Linked DNA regions of Homo sapiens: region 1 is linked to region 2. Evidence: read pairs that join two places in POLR2A ChIA-PET (ENCODE). Cell type or tissue: HepG2. All regions are shown on one strand. Links, peaks and the distances in the headings refer to the core of each region. The heading gives the core; the rest is flanking DNA. Region 1 overlaps FAM118B (family with sequence similarity 118 member B). Region 2 has its middle 29 kb from the start of CDON.

Region 1 (2,912 bases), core at 320-2,819, 120 kb after region 2:
ATTCCACCCTAAAAGAATTATTACCTTCCATGCTCCAGACCTAGGTTCTAATTTCACTTGAACATCACATATTACTTAGATACTTGAAGCTCAATTTTCCAAGGACCCTGAAGTTTTGACATCGGGACTTAAATTCATATCATTACATTAATTAAAAACTTGTTTTGGGTACAGGACTTTTATGGTTTTGTGTCGGGGATGGGAGAGGCTGTTTCTACCCTAACCTTATGGCATTCAAGAAACTACACCTGTTCTTGCAGAGTTGGCCTTCTGTGGCGGGAAACAAAATGAAGAACCAACTCAAATGTCATTGCTAGTGACACAGAGCTTATGCTCTAGGGTTTCAGGTTAACTCAAAGCACACACTTAGTGACTTAAGAATAAAAATATTGGTCCCTTTTTTCTGGAGAAGGAACTTTTAGGTTTGTCTTGTTGAAACTTTGTAGAGAAATTTAAAGAATTCAAAGTTTTTGTTTGGTATGACAGTGCAGCTTTAGCCAGTATGGGTACATAAGTTATGACATCCTTAATGTTTCTCCGGTGAGTCTAGGCACTTGGTGATTTAAAGTAGAGTTGTTCTCAGTATAAAGAATTTATGTGGCCGGGCGCGGTGGCCCACGCCTGTAATCCCAGCACTTTGGGAGGCTGAGGCGGGCAGATCACGAGGTCAGGAGATCGAGACCATCCTGGCTAACATGGTGAAACCCCCGTCTCTACTAAAAATACAAAAAAAAAATTAGCCAGGCGCGGTGGCAGGCGCCTGTAATCCCAGCTACTCGGGAGGCTGAGGCGGGAGAATGGCGTGAACCCGGGAGGCGGAGCTTGCAGTGAGCCGAGATCGCATCACTGCACTCCAGTCTGGGCAACACAGCAAGACTCCATCTCAAAAAAAAAAAAAAGAATTTATGCAAATGTCATGTCTTTTTTTTTTTTTTTTTTCCAATTTTCAAAGAGCAATAATCACCCCTCAGATAAACCTCATTGGCTGCAATACTGCCACTGCAAAAAACTCTTTTGTTTCTGTTTTTTTTTTTTGTTTTTTTTTTGTTTTTTTTTTTTTACCTCTATATTGCCTCCTCCCTGTTCCTCATTCAGCTGGTCCTTTTTTAGGCAGTTCACTTTTCCACTTCTGCGCCAATGTCACAGTCCATTTGTTGGGAACTCCTCTTGTCTAAATGTTTTCTTAGAACAAGGAAGGAAATTCTATTAGTGATTTCTTCATTCTTGCAGACTACGGCTCTGTTCAAACATGACTTATTTACATTGATTTTGATATATCATAATATGTGCCCCTAAAGTAACCATATAAAGAAGAACTTGATAGTTTCTTTTTAAAGATATTTCCTAGTCTATTCAGGAACAAAAAGGCTGCATTAGTATTTCGCAAATATAAACAAACAAGGACTAACTAATAAAGGAACTTGCGTTTATCACAAATTTAAGGTTAATTAGTGGTATAAAGTTAAGTTACGCCTCCTCAAACTGTGATTTGCTAGTTGCAGATTAACCAGCGATTCCATTTCCTTGAAGAGCAGGAAGTACTTGGACATTGTTTTATGGTTTTAGAGAGATTAAAGGAGGCAATTAGCAGGAACTCTTGGGAGGTGCCCTGGAAAGTACAGTCATTGGGAGCCAGGAGATGTGGGACTAGTTCCAGTTCAGCCGCTGCGTACTTGAACAAATAATTTGGGCTTCAGTTTTTTGTCATTTGAAAGATTTTTGCAACTCTGTTTCTAGTCTATGAAGATTTTCCACTGATACTGAAATACTTCTCTTTCAGCCCGAATTAGTGGGATTTATTTCAGATTTATCTTGAATACATTTAGCATTGATACTAAGAAACTGGATTCTGCTCTTGTCCCCAGAATTTAACTTTTTGCCACTGAGCTAATGTTTATGTTTGGAGGTTACTTCATTGAGTGGTGTTGGAATATACTTTTAAGATTTCTGGCCAGGCGCGGTGGCTTACGCCTGTAACCCTAGCACTTTGGGAGGCCGAGGTGGGCGGATCACGAGATCAGGAGATGGAGAGCATCCTGGCTAACACGGTGAAACCCTGTCTCTACTAAAAATACAAAAATTAGCTGGGCGTGGTGGCAGGCACCTGTAGTCCCAGCTACTCGGGAGGCTGAGGCAGGAGAGTGGCGTGAACCCAGGAGGCAGAGCTTGCAGTGAGCCAAGATCGCGCCACTGCATTCCAGCCTGGGTGAAAGTATGAGACTCCGTCTCAAAAAAAAAAAAAAAAAAAATGTCCTAAATGGGGGTGGGGTGCATGGCTCACACCTTAATCCCAGCACTTTGGGAGGCCTAGCGGGGAGGATCTTTTGAGCCTAGGAGTTTGAGATCGCCTGGGCAACATAGCAAGACCTCGTCTCTACAGAAAATCACAAAATTAGCTGGGCATGGTGACGCACCTATGGTCCTAACTAACCCTTGAGGCTGAGGTGGGAGGATCATTTGAGCCCGGGAATTCAAGGCTGCAGCTGCAGTGAACCATGATTGCAGTACTGCACTCCAGCCTGGGTGACAGAGACAGACCCATCTCAAAAAAGAAAAAGTAATTTGTGTAATACAGTTTAAAAGTCAAATAGTAATAAAAGATTTGGAATTAAAAAACAGTTTCTCAGGCCAGGTCCAGTGGCTCATACCTGTAATCCCAGCACTTTGGGAGGCTGAGGCAGGTGGATTGCCTGAGGTCAGGAGTTCAAGACCAGCCTGGCCAACATGGTGAAACCCAATCTCTACTAAAAATACTAAAATTAGCTGAGCATGGTGGTGTGTGCCTGTAATCCCAGCTACTTGGGAGGCTGAGGTAGGAGAATCGCTGGAACTGGAGAGATGGAGGTTGCGGTGAGTCGAGGTCGCACCATTGCACTCCAGCCTAGGTGACAGAGCGAGACTCTGTCACCAAA
Region 2 (2,912 bases), core at 284-2,783:
GCCTCCTGGGTTCAAGAGATTCTCCCTACCTCAGCCTCCCGAGTAGCTGGGATTACCGGCACCTGCCACCACACCTGGCTAATTTTTTTTTGTATTTTTGTACAGACAGGGTTTCACCATGTTGGCCAGGCTGGTCTCAAACTTCTGACCTCAGATGATCCACCCGCCTCCGCCTCCCAAAGTGCTGGGATTACAGATGTGAGCCACCGTGCCTGGCCTCACTAATCTTTTCTGAAAGTGGACAAGACGCAAACACTAAGCTTCACACCATAAGGGAGAGTGCTTGCCTCTGGCCTTTCCCGTCTCTCAGGCCTGCCCTGATGTGCTTACTCACATGCACTGTGACGGTTGTTTTTGTTTGTTTGTTGCCCCAGTGTATGCAGCTGTGCTGGTAATTAAGAACATTCTGTGGTTACGATGGAGGACAATCCCATGTGACGCCTTTAGCACAGAGACCAGCATGGAGTCAACCCTCCATGCATACTAGTGTCAACACTGGGCACCATGCTGGATGTGTTATTGAAGTCACATTTGGCCTAGTTCCAAGTGGATGTGAGGTTTGACTTAGTTACTGCACTGGATCTCCCAACAGTTTAATGAGCCAGGTGGAAGTGAGGAACCAAGACCTGAGTGTTTATCCTTTGGTAGATTGGTCTGTGTTTCCAATAACCAGTAGTGACATGTGGTTACCACATATTAGAGACAAAAAGAATCCTGCAAGTTATGTACTATTATATTCATTTTTGCAGAAGAAAATAATAGAAATTAAATAATTTGCCCAACATACAGGAGAGCTCAGTCTACTAGACTCTTAGGCTCTCCCTCTTTTTTTCCTCCTCCTCCTCCTGTTCCTCCTTGTATCTTTTATCACATTCTCTTAATCAGAAATTTTCAAGCACATAGTTTAAAGACACCAAGAGTTCTGCAAGACTTGATAAGAAACGCAACAGCCCCCTCCATCACTCCCCCTCTCCCCACCAATTCTTGCTCCTCAGGAGTAACCTTCTCAACCCTTTCTTTTCTTTTCTTTTCTTTTCTTTTCTTTTCTTTTCTTTTCTTTTATGAGACAGAGTCTCCCTCTGTTGCTCAGGCTGTAGTGCAGTGACACGATCTCAGCTCACAGCAACCCGCCTCCCAAGTTCAAGTGATTCTCGTGCCTCAGCCTCCCAAGTAGCACGCGCCACCCCACCCGGCTGATTTTTTTTGTATTTTTAGTAGAGACGGGGTTTCACCATGTTGGCCAGGCTGGTCTTGAACTCCTGACCTCAAGTGATCCACTCACCTCAGCCTCCCAAAGTGCTAGGATTACAGGCGTGAGCCACCAGGCCCAGCCTTTTCTCAACTCTTTTGAACGGATTCTTTACTTTCTTTGCTAAATAGCAAGCTTATATCGCTACTGCTTAATTTTCCAATGTTAACCATTTCCTAGATTTTTCTTAAGTTAGGCCTTTGTCTATTTCTCGTTAGGAAAAGGGAGGATTTCAGGCCCGGCGCGGTGGCTCACGCCTGTAATCGCAGCACTTTGGGAGGCCGAGGGGGGCGGATCACGAGGTCAGGAGATCGAGACCATCCTGGCTAACACGGTGAAACCCCATCTCTACTAAAAATACAAAAAATTAGCCAGGCATGGTGGCGGGCGCCTGTAGTCCCAGCTACTGGGGAGGCTGAGGCAGGAGAATGGCGTGAGCCCAGGAGGTGGAGCTTGCAGTGAGCCGAGATTGCGCCACTGCACTCCAGCCTGGGCGACAGAGGGAGACCATCTCAAAAAAAAAAAAGGAAAGGGGAGGATTTCTTTCTCTCTCCGTTGCCAAAACATCCCGTTGCCACACACTGACGCACGCAGCTCCCGCCCCCACTCAGCTGGCCATTTCCCGAGTATAATTAGATCGTAATTTTCATTAGATCAACATTCAATATTTACTTTATCATGAATACATAAACGCTACCCACAGCCAAGTCGTGAGTGTACAATGATTATTTTCCCTCTGCGAAATTTTCCTCCTAGAGTTAAAAATCGTTTGGTTTTGTTTGTTTAGTTTTCTGTATATTTATTGCTGGTGTATTCCCAAACTCTCCCCAGATTGAGTAATCTCGTTTCAATTCCCTCAAATATTGAGATGACTTAGTCTATCTGCCTCGTTTTCTCCAGGAGATCATCCCTGGATCTTCTGGCTGGGCCAGTCTGCACTGGTTGTTCCCAGGGTCTGTTACAAAGCTGGTGGCTTGAGATCTCCCTTTACTATGTTATTGGAGCTTCCCGTTCCCTTGTTTCGGGGTCCTCTTTGTGCTGGGTGACATGTCTTCCTTCTTGGTGGAGCATATCCTTTGCAGTGGAATCCTGAGACAGTGCATGACAGACAAAATATGGACACATGGCACATATCTGAAAATGTCTCCATTCTGCCCTCACATTTGATTGGGAGTTTAGGTGAGTAGAAAATTCTACCTCGGAAGTAGCTGGCCTTTCTCCATTGTCTTCTAGCTTCCAGTGCTATTCTGATTCCTTGGTATGAAACTTGTTTATTTTCTCCGGAACCTTGTAGGATCCTCTCTTTGTTGCTAATATGCTGAAATGTCATAATTTACTTTCTTTGGGTGTTGGTTTTCTTCATTGATTATTCTGGGCACTTAATGGGCTCTTTCATTCTGGAAACTCACGTCTAAGACTAGGAAAATGTTCATGAATTATACCTTTGATCAGTTGATTTTTTAGATATATTTTTTAAAAATAGAGACAGGGTCTCACTATGTTGCCCAGGCTGGTCTCAAACTCCTGGACTCAAGTAATCCTCCCCTCTTGGCCTCCCAAAGTGCTGGGATTACAGGTATGAGCCACTTTGCTTGGCTGATTGATTGAATTGTATTTATTTTTATTTTTTTAGAGATGAAGTCTCACTCTGTCACTAAGGCTA

The links. ChIA-PET counts read pairs that join two places held together with the same protein. Peaks named below come from ENCODE experiments on the same cell type or tissue, not always from the same donor. Only the 100,000 strongest peaks of a DNase experiment are listed, where the experiment ranks them.
Region 1: POLR2A ChIA-PET joins it to region 2 with 7 read pairs; 4 of 35 experiments call an interaction of 5 or more read pairs at or near these places.

What each region holds. Positions count from the first base shown.
Region 1 is chr11:126,213,468-126,216,379 of GRCh38, forward strand. The region is part of intron 1 of FAM118B (family with sequence similarity 118 member B); the gene reads left to right. It also overlaps the pseudogene RNU4-86P. Among named protein-coding and RNA genes, the nearest start is that of FAM118B, 3.1 kb to the left of the region's middle. In HepG2, for the core only: no CTCF peak of the experiment used is centred there; no DNase peak of the experiment used is centred there.
Region 2 is chr11:126,090,235-126,093,146 of GRCh38, forward strand. No RefSeq gene overlaps it. Among named protein-coding and RNA genes, the nearest start is that of CDON, 29 kb to the left of the region's middle. In HepG2, for the core only: no CTCF peak of the experiment used is centred there; a DNase peak (open chromatin) is centred at 1,827; H3K4me3 peaks cover 314 bases.